Regions from separate parts of the Mus musculus genome. Here region 2 is linked to region 1. A link is a loop called in an ENCODE intact Hi-C map of the cell type or tissue named here. Cell type or tissue: left cerebral cortex. All regions are shown on one strand.

Region 1 (8,000 bases):
GATCTAAGTAGCACGGAAAGCTGAGGTCTCTCTCTGAAAGCAGGAAAACGATGCCAACACCATTAGGTGAGCCCCCGGCAGCGACACTCAGAGCAAAAGTATCTTTCTACAATATCTTCGCAAATTTTATGGCTACATGTACATTTTCACCCACATTCATTAATCTGCATGCTTAAACAGCTATGCATGCACTGGGGGCCGCCAATTTGCTTTATCTCTCTGTCAAACATTTTTCATGCACTGGCTCACTTTGTGGTCCCAACCCTCCCATAAGATGATGACTATTGTTATGATACTGATAGATGGGGTAACTGAAGTGAAGTGCTCTGCCCCAGAACAGAGAGACCTCAAGGGACTGATTTGATATTTGAATATGGCTGATACAATGAAGACCTGGGCTCTTCTGATTCCTCACATATGCTAATTAAGCAAGCCCTGCCTATCTCTCAAGGCTGCCTAGGATTAGCACATTGCTACCCTTCCAAGGTTGTTTACCTACACTGCACACAGTACCGTGTGAATGAACATACAAAGGGATGTATACATCCCTATATACATCACACACACCCCTCATAGTACCATCCCACTAGTATTATGTCATGTGACTCACACAGGCACCTTCTGCAGGCCAAACCACAGGCAACATGTTCATATTTACAGGTTTGCCCAGCATAGTGTATTTCCCTGGTGTGTTTATTAATTGTGCTTCTAGGTCCTGCTCTATCACTTTTCACCAAAAGGACAATTGTGTGGCAGATTCTCTGACTGAACCTGGAGCTAGGATAGCAACTAGAAAGACAGAGTGACCCTGTCTCCACCTGACACTGTCCTGGGGTGATAGACATGTATGTTACTATGTATGGCTATTTTTTTCTTCCTGTGGGTGCTGGGGATTTAAACCCAGGTCCACGTGCTTATGTTACAAGTAATCTCACCTATTATGCTACTTCTCTAGTACCCGATCTCCTTTCTTGGGATGAAGACCAAGACATGACCTACTATGATTCGGGATCCTTGTTTTTTTAATAGCCACTCAGGTAACAAATGAAGCCACCTACCTCTAGAGATCTGAGATGCCTAAAGCTTAGACCAGTATCTGGTAAGTTTCTAATCTTTACAGTGAACCTCATTAAACTACTAGGCACAAAATGACCTTATTAGTGCAAGAGTTTGTTACTCAGGAGGCTGTAAAGATAGGTGAGGGAGTCTAAAATGTCCTCAGAACAAGCTGGGGTGCCCTTGAAGCTTCCTTAGCTTGGGGCTAATGTGGTTTGAGTTATTCTTTAGGGAAAAAAAGCCCTCCAGCTCTGTGGTCTGTGATGGATTAGAGCAGTCTCCACAATCTAATTGCTGTAGCATGAAGCTTTGAATCAAGATGTGAAGGGCCTTTGGTCAATATTTTGTCTCAACAGCTCTGAATGCAGTCTTAAAGTGCTTCTGAGTTTTAGTGGGGGCGGAGCTTGGTGACTGTCACCATACACAGGCAGTATTATTATCAATAGAACTCACCTCGTTCATTTTTCAGAGGTATAAATTTAGGGCCTGGATCATCTATCCCAGGCTGTGCCATGTTTGCCACGATACAATGCTACTGCTGTTGCAAAGGAGGCTCTTTCATCCTGGGATTCATTTGGGAGGCCCTGAACTTTAGTGGTTGGAGACAGGGTGACCTGCAAGGGACAGATGTGAAAGCTATGTATAGGTGACTCCTGCATAATGACTTCAGGTATGAGCCTAAGAGGGTGAAAGAAGTAAGAGATGTCAGTATTTTAAAACTCTGGGGGACTTGAAGGGAAAACGTAATATTCAAAGCTGGCATCACAGACACATTCCAGAGGACTTCTGGTGGTATTCCACGGTGGCTCTTTGGAGTGCAAACATGGGGCATCTGAGAAGTTACACCTTCTTTCAGTGGTTGAGCAAGACAAATGGCAGTGCTAGACAAACAGAGAGAAGAAAGGTCAGAAGACTGTAAGTCAGACATGGACCACACTAGGTGCCAGCGTCAGAGAAGTGCTTTGAGGACCAGAAAAAGAATCAGGAGTGAGCTATGATGGGGAAAGAATGAAGGTACAGAGTGATTGACAACTCTGGGAAAAAGTGATCAAACTGCTGTGTGGAATCTTATCAAAAGGGTGAGATGTCCTCAGGAGAACAGGAAAGAGAAGAAACAAGTGCACTGCATTATAAATGGTGTCGCCAGGGATTTGAAATTGACCTGATGTCTCCTGTTTTGAGAAGGGCACTCGAAAAATCAGTCCTGCACAAAATAACCTTCGCTCTCTGTAGCATCTCTGCCAGTTATCATTGGCACTCAACTATCTAGAGCTAAGTCTGAGTTTCCCACTTTTCTCTAACTGTCCTATCCTATTTCTTTTATATGTGTGTGTACATGTATGTGGTGTATGCATGTGTGCATACGCAGCATGCATGTGTGGTAGCGCTTTCACTCACGTGTGTATAGTTAGAGGCCAGAGACCAACATCATACATCTTCCTCCATCATACCCTACCTTAGTTTTGAGACAGGTCTCCCTGAGCCTAGAACTTGTGTATTCAACTATACTGGCAGGCCTGTAAGCCCCTGAGGTCCACCCATTTCCACACCCAGTAAGTTTTTCTGTGGATGTCGGGGATCCAGATTCAGGTAGGTCCTCGTGTTTCCAAAGTACACAGTTTACCCATTGCGCCGTCTTTCCAGCCCATTAGTCTTGTTTCTTATCATTGTACAGACTTATATAAGTTAGCAGACAGAATTTGCTCTGTAGTTGATGAGTGACTGGCAAACATCGCCAAGAACTACTGCACAGAGGGAGAAGCTGCCCAAGGGAAGACTCTTTTTTTCCCCCTTTAAAGGAAGGGCATGATGAAGGACAGGCATGGGGAAATTTTTGTCACTTTAAAATCCGGGCAGCAAAGCCTGAGAACAAATGGGGTTATCATGACACTGTTAGAAACTTGGGGCGAGTGATGCCGGCAATATCAATTTCAGAGGCACTGGGCTGGCTCGGCGTGTAATCTATTCCACCGGGCATGTTCCGGGAGCTGTGAAGCCACTGCAGTTTCTGTGCCTCGCAGCCACTGGGCCCTTTTGTATTAGAGAGCTTTGGAGATGTTAAGAGCATTTGGGGATCTTAGCAGAACTAAAAAAGATGCTTCCTTTCACAGCATGTATTAGATAAGATGGAAGAAAAGTCAAGGGGGAATAGAGCTCAATAAACTCGTTGTGCTGAGCCCCTCAGCCTGGACACAGAGGTTGTTGACGGCTTTTTCAGTTACTCAGGCTCGCAAAGAGCACAGGTTAATTAGTTCAGATACGTGTCCACTTAGCGGGTATTCTGGTACACACAGATGTGAACGCATGTGTATAAATACCAATTAATTGTTCGTAGTTGTATCTGTATGTAGAGATAAGTTCATTGCATGCAGGCATGTATGTTACATGTTATACATGTATGTTTACCCTGAGATCAGCATCCTAACATGTACGTGTGTACTATCCATGGAACAATATACTCACATCCAATTAGGCTGTGAGCCCAGGGTCTACATATATCCTATATGCAGATATATACATACGTGCAATCATCCCCGGATGTGGTAGTACCCATCTGTAATCCCAGGACTTGGAAGACGGAGACAGGGGGATCAGGAGTTCAAGGTCATCCTTAGCTATGTAACAAGTGAGAGGATAGCCTGTGCCACATGAGACCCTGGTCTCCCAAACCATGAAGAACAGCAGCGTGGTGATTTGGAAGACAAATATCCTTCACAGTCTCTGGTATCTAAACATTTGGTCCCCAGTTAGTTTAGGAAGGTTTGGGTGGTAGAGGAGTTATATCACTGGGGTGGGGTTTGAGATTAAAAGCCTTTGCCCATTCCTAGTCCTGTCTTTTCACTTCATTCATACCTGTACTTCAAGATTAGAGATGGCAGGGCCCTGCTTCTGCCACCATGCATACCTGCTGCCACGCTGCCCCTGCCATGACAGACCCTTAACCCTTTGGAGCCCTCAGCTGAAACCAACTCTTTGCTTCTGTAAGTTGCTTTGCTCAGGGTGTTTTATTACACCGTGACAGAAAAACAATAAATACAAGTGGTACCAGCACCAAACAGAGACCTCTGAGTATACGAGTGGTGGAAATATTTGCCAGCCTACATAAGTGCCCCTCCCCTGGTTCCCAAAGCAATCCTGAATGCTAATAGAAGAAAAGCACCACACGAGCCCACCCTGAATCTCGCCCTTCAGCTGTCTCAGCTGGTGTAGGTCACAGCTAGAACCAAAGTGAGCCCCTGACACTCCTGACTTTAAACCTCCTGTAATTCACTGAGGAATGCCAGGTCAAGGTCCCCCCTGAGTTAGTGAGCACCTGGATTAGAGTCTCCTTGATCAGTTTCCTGCTCCGTTGTATTTAGTACGAAAATAACGGGCTAACAAATCATCCCACACAGAGTTCTTTTGGGGCCACGGTAATAAATAGCGAAGGCAGTTATTTGAATTTTTGAATAAATAGTGAAGGCATGTATTTGAATTGTTTGACCAGCTTTCTGGAGAAGCAGTGCTTGCAAGTTCTTAAAGGGAACCTCTTCTATTAGCTATGTCTGAGCACAGCATGGTTCCATAGTGTCTAGATTGTTTATTTACCTTGAGCCCTTTGCTCCTCAGGTGAACATAACCCATCATCAGATCACTTATTCCAGAGCCAGACTGGAGCTGGCTCTCCTGGTAAAGCTTTGCTGTAACACCAGTTAGAAAAAGAAGGGACATATGTTTGTCTCCAGGAAGGTTAGAAATGGAAATAAATGCAAAAATATGCTTTCTGGCAAGTTGTCACTTTTAATATGAAGTCAGAAAACCCAAGACAGCTTTGTTTTGCTTTTTCTTTTGGTGGGGGCGAGGGGCATGGTGGGAGGTGGGGACTTGTAGCTGATTTTCTTTTCTTGCTTCCTGGTTTTTTGCTAGAAAGAAACGTGTTCATTTCCCACCCACCGCCCGCTCCCCTGAGCTGCAGTATCTGTCCAAGCTCATCCTTTTAAGTGCTCAATCCTAGAGAAGGGAGAAGAAAGGAGCCAACCGCGATTTAAAATATATATGTACTGCCTTTTTTTTTTTAAGCCTGCAAACTGGGATTTCTCGACTCAATTTGTGTTCTTGAGACAGTGGAGTCAAGTTTATATATAGTTTTTGATGTAGGACCTAATTAGGTTCTCAGCATATCTTAATACTTTCTGCTACATCTGCATTAAAGATACCGTTGCATACATTTGCATCTCATTTGCATAAAAAGTTAGCCATGCCTCTTACAACAACCTCTTTCACTCAATACCATGGGCAGCAGAGTATTTTGAAAAAGCATTGCAATAGTCCACGACAACACCAAATGTGCCCTATGTTCAGTGGTATCGCCCGTGTGTGTAACTGACTTCCTCCCACGGGGCACTTAAGGTTAAATCAACAAATAAGAAGACAGTAATTGAAAGAGTCTGTAATTATGTGATGTATTCAGCTTGGGAGTGAAAGGACCTGACTGATGTTTTTACTGATGCTCTTTTTGAATTTTATCCATACTAATAATCAATGGCAATTGTGGTGAAAGTTAGTGACATGTTTCACAGAAGAGGGGCTAACCTTGCCATCAAAGTCTTCATTCATGTCCTTATTCATTCATGTGCCTTCAGATGAGTCTATGTGGGGCAACCTTATTTCCAGGTCTCATTTAATGAGTCTCGGGCTTATCTGGGCCATTTTCCTTTAAAACTGAACATTCACCAGGGGATTGTCCCATCCCCTCATCCCCTCGGAATGAGCTTCCTACCTCAAACTCTGGTTTTTCCGGGATGTTCTTAGGTTTCGCCACTCAGTGGCTGTCCGATATTTTGTTACCCTCTTCTAGTCTTTATCCTTTATGGCTCCCAAACCTTTGAACAACCTTTCTGGGCATTGCTCATAAGCACCAGGATACAGCAAGCCTGCGGGTAGATGCTAGTGATCATGGAAGCCACTCTCTGTTTTGGAGAATACACTCCTTCCTTGCAAACAATCCTAACCAAAACATGTCTGGGAATGATGACACACTTCTGCCTCCTCTTGGAGATCTGCAGTGCAAAGAGCCACATCTTGCTATTTCCTGAAACTGGGAGACCATGGAAGCCTTGGTTGGGACCCCTTTTCCACAGTGACTTAAGATGAGGTTCCATGAGGACAGCAGTGACAGTAACCCTAGTACCAGCAGGGACTTCTTCAGTAGTAGCAGAGCAGTAGCCTGGGCTTTGTGTATGTGAGTTCTTCTTATGACCGCAGAACCAGGTTAAGTTCAGTGCCATGTTCAAGAGGAGAACCTGAGACCCCAGGAAATTAAGCAACTCCTACTTAGGATACAAATAAGAAAAGGGGGGAGAGTTGAGCCCAGGTTGGCTCTTGTATTACATCTGTAGTCCCTTTGTTGAGCCTGATATTCCAGGCCCCAGAGGTCTCTGCTTGTTCCTGAAGTGAGATGGCATGATTGAAGTCCTTTCCCACTCCCCCCTGGTTTCTCCATAGTCCATGTAAACTGTATGTATTGTACTGGAAACAGGCCCTTGGGGGAGGGGGAGGGATCCATTTCCCCAATATTCTGTTCTGCCCACTTCAATATCACTAAAGTTTCTTCACTTCAAATGTTTTTGTCTTAATATCTCAACTTCCAAGTGTAGCTTCATCCATGCATTTTAAATGCTCTCCGCACTGCTGATTAAGGCATTTTACAGTTTGATGTGAATTTGTAACTGGTTTTCCAAACTGCAAGACAGGAAGGATTAAAACAACAGCAACAAGAACTAATCCTTGCCTAGTAGGAAAGTCCCTCCCCAGATCCTTGGATTAAAGTAGAATCCATCAGCAGGGTTTCCTTGTCTTCTGAGACTGAGATTGGTCTCAGGTGGGGAAGCTTCCAACACCCAGGCATGGCAAGTCCATTCTTTAGGGATATCGCCTGCACCTCCTGTATTTATTGATAGGCACACTCATTCTCTCGATGGTAGTGATTAATGAGATGCTTACATCTTACTTTTCAGTAGTTTAATGAGCTGCAGGCTATGGGGGAGATCCGGTGGTGGCTGAGAAGCAGATGCCGGAGGAAGATGCAGAAAATGAATCAGAGGGTATAAAAAAAATGAGGTTTTTTAACAGATTAAAATATCTCTGATTTAAAACCACCTCAAAACAAACCTTGGCAAGGCAGGAGTGTTAAAAAAAAAACTCCCTGAGATCTTTCTGGGGGAGAAAAGCCCCTCTTCCTTTTCATGAACAATGCTGTTGGTGGTGGCTACCCATTTGTCTTCCTAGCCTCTTGGCCTAGTCTGTGCTAGCTATGTGAAGTGAAAAATTGATCAGAAAAATGGAATTTGCTCCCTGCTTTGTGCTTATAGCTGAAGTAGTTCATCATATTGGGGCTTAGAATAAGTGTGTCTAATCTACACTTAATTTTGCCTTAAACAGCTGGACTCGTGACCCTAGTTAACCTTTGTTTCCCATTCTTCTTTCTTCCTTTGGAAATGATGTTCACAGAATACAGATTTGGAAAGGTATAAATTCTAAGGTCCTAAGAAGACAGGAATAGAAGCCAAAGTGACCTCAATATATCAAAGGCAAAGCTGAAGTGCAATGGGGACAAATGGAAGGTAGGATTCGATGTCCACTGTGTGACCTCACAGACTGCACTTGCCAGACACTGTGTGGCAGGAAAGCCTCTTGCTTGTTGACACGAGGAACCTGCACCAGTGACTTGAGGACCTGCTGGGACAAGGGAATAAGCCAAGCGTCTTGCCCCCAGTTAGCTTGTAGCTTCCCTGCCATCACCTGCAGGAACCAGCTAGCCAGCTCCGCGCTGTTTGTTTTCTCATTTTCTAGATGTGGAAGTGGTGGCACAGGCCAGTAAAATAACTCTCTCAAGTGTTCCTTTAGTTCCTGATTTAGCCAGCTTCGGACAGTGTCCTTTCCACTTGACCAGGAACGTGTCCTTA
Region 2 (8,000 bases), 120 kb before region 1:
ATTTAATGAGTTATAGGTAATAACTGTCAAAATTGAATCTGTCATATTCGGGCTGCAAAGGGAAGAGAAGGGGCAAGAATTGTATTCTGGAGCAGTTGAGGGATGTCAGAATTGCTAAGAAACCCTGCAAGTATCTGCTAAAAGAATGCAGAGAGTCGTGGGGTTCAGCCGAAATGCTCTGGGGAGCCATAGGCAAAAACTTGGTAGTATTTAAGGTGGCAACAACAGCAAACACACACACACACACACACACACACACACAAATCCCATAAAACTGTATAGATTGTCTATATGATGTGGACCATGAAACACGTATGTATATAGTGTGGGCTATGAAATGCATGTCTGCATAGTGTGGGCTGTGAAACGTGTGCACCTTGCATTATTCACACAGTGCTTCTGTGACAAAATACAGTTAAGTGCTATCTTACTCCACTTCCTGCTCCTCTTCACCTTGGCTTGGAAGTCATTGCTGCCGTTGGCCTCTTGGTTTTCCTTGTCACTCAGCCCTGAAGGTGGTAGGATGCTCCTTCCTTACCCAGACCTCCTTATTAAGACACACTTCATCGCCAAAGAAGTGTTGGCCCAATGAAAGTCCAAGGGATGCTACCTGTCTGTAGCTCCTTGTGTACATAGGGTCCCTTGAGGATGCTTGACACCCAAAGCAGTGGGTAGTGATCTACCAGGTGGCCTCATAGGAATTTTGAGTGCCTGGAGGAGCAGTATTTCTTAACTCTGACCACTATTGGCTGGGTCAATCTGATCCTTTTTGTTGTTGTTGTTTGTTTTGTTTTTCAAGACAGGGTTTCTCTGTGTAGCCCTGGCTGTCCTGGAACTCATTCTGTAGACCAGGCTGGCCTTGAACTCAGAAATCCGCCTGCCTCTGCCTACCAAGTGCTGGGATTAAAGGCGTGCACCACCACCGCCCGGCGGTCAATCTGATCCTTATGTAGTCAAGCCACGATACCTTTTAATTCAGCCCTGGCAATCTTATAGTTCTAGAAACATTGGCTTTTTTCCCCAAAGTCTTTCTTGTTTGTGTTTGTTTGTTTGTTTGTTTGTTTGTTTTGTTTTTTGAAAATACATCTTTTGGGGACTAGAGAGATGGCTCAGGGGTTAGGAGCACTGGCTGATCTTTCATTGCACCAAGGTTCAGTTCGCAGCATCCATATGGTGGTTCACAACCATCTATGACTAGGCGCTGAGTGCATGTAGCTCATAGCCTTATATCCAGGTAGAACATCCATATACATAAAATAAAAATTAATAATAATAAAATACATCCTCTTCCTCTCTGCTTCTTTCTTATGCAGGATAGTGAGAAAGGATTCGATTCTTTCACCGATTTTTACATTTTCTTCCTCTCTCTGGGTTTCTCTGGCCCATTCTCAGTAATTCTGTTGCAGTTGACAACAGGACAATCAATTGGATAATAACTTGTATATGGGCTTCAAATTGCCTCAGCCCTAGGTCGTTCTGGTATATCTTTGCCTCCAAATTCTAAGTTCTTGCTTGGATCCACACTCAAGCAGTCACTAAAAATATTTACTCCTCACATGGGTAGAAAATGTCACCCTTTTCTACTAACCCATTGTGGGTAGTATTAATGCCCAGAGTCAATAGCGTGCTCCTTTTGTAATACGAGTAACCACTGCTCTCAAATATGAACGCAGTGTTCTGGAAAGCAGGCAAACTCCTTGATCACATTTTGGCTTTAAAAATAAAATGGATTCTTTTTATTGGGGGTGTGGGGGTGCGTTCAATTTACACTTTCCTGTTATGATGCTCACCGATAAGGATGCTGCAAATAGAACAGAATGTGGTGGGATTTAGGGTTCTGAAAGAGGTTTCTTGTGTGAAAAACAGCTTTTCTTGACAAGCCGCTTGTCAAGGGTTTCGGCAGCCTCTCTTTTCATTTATTTATTTGGTTTGAGGGAGTTAGGAAGGTGTTTGGTGTATTTTGTGCTGGCAGCTCACACGTCAAAAACACAAGACTAAAAATATCCCCGAAATATGAATATACAGCAGTCTCTTCTTTCTTTGCCCTGCCCCCAGTTTACAACGCTGCAGCCAGGGTTTGCAGAGGGCTGAGCCTGGGGTACTAGAGTGGGGGAACTTGCTGTTCCGCGTTTCTGCATTGGCTGGTCTTTGCGAAGACCTAAGTTCACGTTTTATCCCTAGCTAAACCCCACACTCTCCTCTCCTTTTTGAGATTGGATCTCATGTAGCTCAGGCTAGCCTTAAACTCCTTGAACTTCAGATCCCCACAGATGTGTTGGGATTACAGAAGCAGGCTATGGTGTCTGGCTTTACATGGGTTCTAGGGATTTGAACTCCTCATTTTTACAGGGAAAGCATTTTCCTGCCTTCTTACTTCCCCACCTACCCAGGTCTACTGTTGTGTCATTAACTGGATCTTTAAGGATGAGTTGAATATTCTAGGGGAAAGTTATTAATTATATGTGCCCACATCACACATTTGTGTGTTAAGTAGCAAGCAGCATGGTTCTTAAGCCTACTTTAAAAACATCTGTGCCCAAAGGCCTAGAGCTAGGTAACTGGAGTTGCTGACGATGTTCTATTCTGTGATTAGCTTTCTGCCTAAGAGTAATGCAAGTAAAACCAGGCCTAACTCCCGTCCTTGGGCTCTGCATTTGGGAGCATTGGGGAACGCATTGCTATGGTGAGACAGTTGACCTCTTTGGGGGATCTTTTTTCTCTCCCCAAAACTGTCTCATGTGTATGCATGTTTTATCTGTGTGTATGTCTGTTTTATCTGTGTGTATGTCAATATACTACATATACGCCTGGTGTCCTTGGAGGGCCTAGAGCTGGAGTTACAGATGATATATAAAAAGCAACTGCGTGAACTTGAGGGAGGTGCATACATGGAAGAGGTTGGAGGGAGGAGAGGATAGAAGAGGTGGTATAGTTACCTTATGATTCCAAAAACTAAAAAAGAAAAAAAAATTATAAAAAAAAAAGTGAAAAAAGCTTTGCCTTGGTCTGGCATGGTACAGTCAGTGTTCTGTGAATGTATGTGCTTGCTGGTGGTTACATTTATAGCAAAACAACTGAGAATGTGCAAAAGAAGTCTGAGAAGTGCCAAGTGGTGGCCTCCAGCCCCCAGCAGAACATTCTGGGGTGGGAAGAGCCTCCGATAAGTTAGCGTCCTTCCCGGCCCTCGTTTCTTAGCTCTGGTTTAAATTTGGAATGTTTTATGGATGTGAGTGTTTGGCCTGGATGTGTGTCTGAGCACCACATGCGTACCCAGTGTCATCAGAAGCCAGAATAGGGAACTGGATCCCCTGGTACTGGAGAAACTGGAGTTACTATGAGCTGTCTATTGTGGGTGCTGGGAATTGCATTCAGGTCCTGTATAAGAGCAACTAGTGCTCTTAGCTGCTGAGCCATCTCTCCAGCCACTTTTGTTATATTTTAAAAGGAAACTTGAGAGATGGAGCTAAGAATTTCAGGGCAAACAAAGCTTCTGGGGAGGGCATCTTTAATTTTTTTCTTGTAATTTATTTATTTAGTTTTTGGGTTTGAATTCTAGATTTTTTTTTTGATACACTCTGACACTTGTGGTTTCCTGGTGCTTGTTGTCATATTAAAGGTAAGTCCTAAAAAGAAATCCTAGGGTCTGGAGAGGTGTCTCATCGGTCAAGAGCACTGACTGCTCTTCCAGAGGTCCTGAGTTCCATTCCTAGCAACCACATGGCGACTCACAACCATCTGTAATGGAGATCCAATCCAATGCCCTCTTCTGATGTGTTTGAAGACAGTGATAATGTACTCATATACGTAAAATAACAATAAATCTTAAACAACAACAACAAAGCCTAGACCTACTGGACTTTGTGAAGTCCAGTATTAGCTAAACATTTATTCTGTATGTGTGTATTGTGTGGGGGTAGAATTCTTCTACCAACCAAAGCATTGTGTAGCATCTTGGTGACCCCAGGGTGCCATGGAACATAGCCAAGGCTATGCAGAGCAAGCCCCTCTGTATGTGCTCCATGATCACACTTTCCTGTGCTTGGGAGGTGTCCTGCTAATGGCAGTTCAAAGGGACCTGGATTTCTTGAAGTATTAAAACTCACACACCTCATCAAAGGATTTCCAGAGATCACTCTTAAAACCGGCAGGCAAGGCACACAGAGCCGTTTCTGGATGGTCTTCTTTCCCTGGGGGCTCACGCTGGCCAACCTGCCTCCGTGGAGTTTCTGTATGTGTGGCGTCTAAAAACCTCTGAAAATCGTTATTCACAGCTCATTCAGCACACGAAGAACCATCTCGCTCCATCCCACGTCTATGTGAGTCACTTTTTAAAGTGCTTTTAAAAAAAAAACTGTCTCATGCACATAGATAATTAGAGAGGGGGGAAAAACAAGTAAAAATAAATCGTGTTGTTGAATTTAAAAGCCCAAATGAATCTTAAATACCAAATACATATGTTTCTCACTTTCTTGGCTCACCAAGAACTGGCCACCTTTGCTCTAATCCTACTCCAAGCATGGGTGGTGGCAGTTTCCCTCAACCATAAGTGGTTGATTTAGGAAGAGCATGCCAAAAATAAAGATAATCTCGTATTCAATTTCCCAAATTGCTCAATGTAAATAAAGCCCAGAGAGGCCTGCAGTAGGCCGATGTTGCAGGTTACCAGCCCAGTGTATGTCTCTTTCTAGGCTAATAACTTGTCATCTCGGACAATGATGTCCCAGTTTATATGGTTCTCCTTGAAGACTGTCACCCCCCCAGAAATGGGATGCCTAAAGTTATTTGTTATTTTTGAGTGCATTTACTGATTGGTATTTATATTGGAATGGGAAACTTATTATTGCCTATTATTTCATCATTAAATTTAATGTATGAAATGTGTGATTTTATAGCTATCCATTACCACGTTAATTTAATGCAATGCAAATTGATTGTTCAGCAAGCGTGGCATGCGTGTAAGCATACATTTCAAATTTTAAAATGCTAAGTTCAGTTTAGCTCTGTTTTGAGGGGTGGTCCTTTTATCTGTTTCAATGTAAGATCATGTGTCTGGTCTGAGCCCCACTATCACTAGGTACCCATTGCCTGTTCTACTGTCCCTCAGTTTACCTGTCCCCCACTGTTCCAATGGGCCTGATCTCTGCTTTCCTGGTCTCTTTAAAAGAAGCTTTAGGAATTAAATGTCTAGCTGCATGGTTTTACGATTTGCTGATCTCTCTCTCTCTCTCTCTCTCTCTCTCTCTCTCTCTATCTGTGTGTGTGTGTGTGTCTGTCTGTCTGTCTGTCTGTCTGTCTGACTGTATGAGCGTGTCTGTGTGTGTCTGTATGTATGTGTGTCTCTGTATGCCTGTCTGTATGTATGTCCATGTGTATGTCTGTCTGTATGTGTGTGTCTGTGTGTGTGTGTGTGTGATTTAAGGAGGCAGTACAAGTCTCTGACATTGCAATTTTGAGAATAGCATCCAAGCATGAGAAAACTCTCTCTCACACTTGGGTATTATTCTCACCCTTTGGGGAACAAGATAGGCTTCATCAGTAGGCTGTGTCTGCACTTGCTGTAAGTGGAAAATATCATACTATTTCTACAGAGTTATGATAGAAACTGGTAACAGTAAAAACATTTTTTGTTAAAGCAAACATTTAACAGGAACATTTGGTAAAAACAAAACAATATCAAGAAGAAAAATAACTATCGGCATAAAAAAAAAGAGGCAGGTGCTTACACTTTGTGCTTTTTGAAGACTTCCGTTTGCATTCTCAGCCTACACACAAGAAAGGTCCAGTACCATGGCGCTCTGGGGTCAGCAAGGAAAGGTCCAGTGCCGTGGAGCTAGGTCAGCAAGTCCCCACCACACGTGCTTCTGGCCCGTGGGGAGGACTGGGGACTCTGACCTGGGTGCTTTTGGGCTACTTGATTCCAGATTAAAAAGAAATGACTATACTAATTTTAAAAGGCAAATTATAATGTATAAATCAATTATAAAAATACAATTTTATCATAATTTTTATTTATGTGTATGTATATTTGTGTGTGGGTAGGCCATGTGTCTGTGGATGTGTCTACTTTCTAAAGCCAAAAGAGGGCATCAGAGCCCCTGGAGCCCACCTGATGTGCGTGCTGAGAACTGAACTCTGGATTCTTACATGAGCAGAAGTACTCTTAACTCCAGAGTCATTTCCCCAGCTCAAGGTAGTGTTTGAAATTAATCTTTTTAATCACTAGGTATTAAAGTTAATCAAAATGATGTTGGCTCATAGCACTGTTTGATGCACTCTACATATATTTGTGGAATTTGTAAGAAAATGGGGTGCTTCTTCATTAAATTTTAGTCTGATCACCGGTTCTGTTGTTCTTTGGGTCTCTGTTTCTCTGAGAGGGAGGCCTCCATCTTTAAAAAGTAGCTCGTTGGCAGAATCAACTCTGCAGGGCTCGTGGGGGCTCACAGAGACTGAAGTCGGATCATGGAGCCTGCATGGGTCTGTGCTAGGGCCTCTGCATGTGTTGTGGTTGCTGGCTTGGTGTTTTGGGAGGGGAATTCCTGACAGTGGACGTAAGGGTATCTCTGACTATTTTGCTTGCTTTTAGGACCCCTTTTCTCCTACTGAGTATCCTTTTTCAGCCTTGATATGAGCCTTTGGCCTGTTTTATTGTTTCTTGCTGTTCCATTTTGATTGATGTCCCCGGGAGACCTGATTTTTTTTTCTGGGAGGAGATGATGGTGTGTCAGGGAGTGGGTGGTCAGTAGATCTGGGGGATAGGGGAACGAGGGGGGTAGGGGGAAGTGGGGGGAGCTGGGAGAGATGGGAGGGGCTGGCAGTAGTGGAGGAAGGGGAAGCTGCAGTCAGGATATATTGTATGAGTTTTTTTTTAAGTAGCTGCTTATTAATCCAGACTAGACTCTTGGCTTTCATGTGAACTCTCAAAAGCCAAGGTGAGCATTGAGCTGCTGCATACAGACGTCTTAACACGAGAACACACCACATCTGGTTGAATATATATTTAAAACTACTTTCAAAACCAGAAGAGATTTTAATATGTACTTCTTAGTAGATGATTCAATTTTTTTCATTATTATTCTTTACTATTAGAGACACAAATCACCTTCCATGGTATGCTGATTGAATTTTTTTTAGGACAGTGGTTGACTGGACAGTGTTTTGTTTTGTTTTGTTTTGTTTTGTTTTGTTTTGTTTTGTTTTGTTTTGTTTTTTGAACAGAAGCCATAGAGACTGGATAGTGAGAGAAAGGAGTCTTGATGGAAATAGGTCCCTACTCCGCTGAAAGTCCATACATCTCTGAAATGTCCCCAGGTGTGGCCATCACATACATCCCAACCTAGCTTGGGAGCCATTAGATGGTCTAAGCACAACCAAACCATGTCTGAGAATTGAAAATGACACTGTGTGTTCAGTCACCTTAGAATTCTTTAATCCAAACTTGGAGCATCAGTTGGCTTTCTATTGTTCTTACCTAAGAGGGCGAAGATCGGAATCTTCGCTCAGTGGCTTACCCATGGCTGGATGGTGAACAGAACGAAGAGACTTTTTGTTCCTTGGGATCTCCCTGCGCCTATCATTTTGCTCCTGCCTGGTAGAGCCTGTGAGGTACTGTATGTGCTAACGAGGGACCAGGCACAGATCATGATGCTGCATGCTGGTCGCTTTCCTACCTGAACGCTGTGGTATCTGTTCTTCCTTAAGCCTACGTGGTCTTCCTTACATAGCAAAAGGCAACGGCTCAAGACAGGTTGCATAGCTGCGTACATTCTACAGATTAACAGTAGGTCTGATCCTTCTAGAACCCGGACTGGTTCGCTGTGGGTGCTAAGTGTAAGGTCTCATGCTGGAAGGAAGATGTCCAGAGATACTTTCTTAGTAATTCACAGTTGAGCCAATGATCTGCCTACCCAGTCCTGCAACAATCAACCTTACTCATGAAGAAAGCCAGGCTATGGCTTTAACAAACACACTGGGCTTTCCTCCCAGATACACTTTGATGA

Evidence for each region. A loop is a pair of places that touch in the nucleus more often than their neighbours do. Peaks named below come from ENCODE experiments on the same cell type or tissue, not always from the same donor. Only the 100,000 strongest peaks of a DNase experiment are listed, where the experiment ranks them.
Region 2: a loop joins it to region 1, with 5 times the contacts of the local background. A loop is called at or near these places in 2 of 42 quality-filtered maps.

What each region holds. Positions count from the first base shown.
Region 1 is chr9:68,861,657-68,869,656 of GRCm38, forward strand. The region is part of intron 1 of Rora (RAR-related orphan receptor alpha); the gene reads left to right. It overlaps Gm31262 (a long non-coding RNA gene), which reads left to right. Exons shown (of 2, transcript XR_379583.4): 1 at 1-8,000. Among named protein-coding and RNA genes, the nearest start is that of Gm31262, 42 kb to the left of the region's middle. In left cerebral cortex, no CTCF peak of the experiment used is centred here; DNase peaks (open chromatin) are centred at 4,949 and 7,114; H3K27ac peaks cover 490 bases.
Region 2 is chr9:68,742,148-68,750,147 of GRCm38, forward strand. The region is part of intron 1 of Rora (RAR-related orphan receptor alpha); the gene reads left to right. Among named protein-coding and RNA genes, the nearest start is that of 9530091C08Rik, 19 kb to the right of the region's middle. In left cerebral cortex, no CTCF peak of the experiment used is centred here; DNase peaks (open chromatin) are centred at 3,160 and 4,326; H3K27ac peaks cover 215 bases.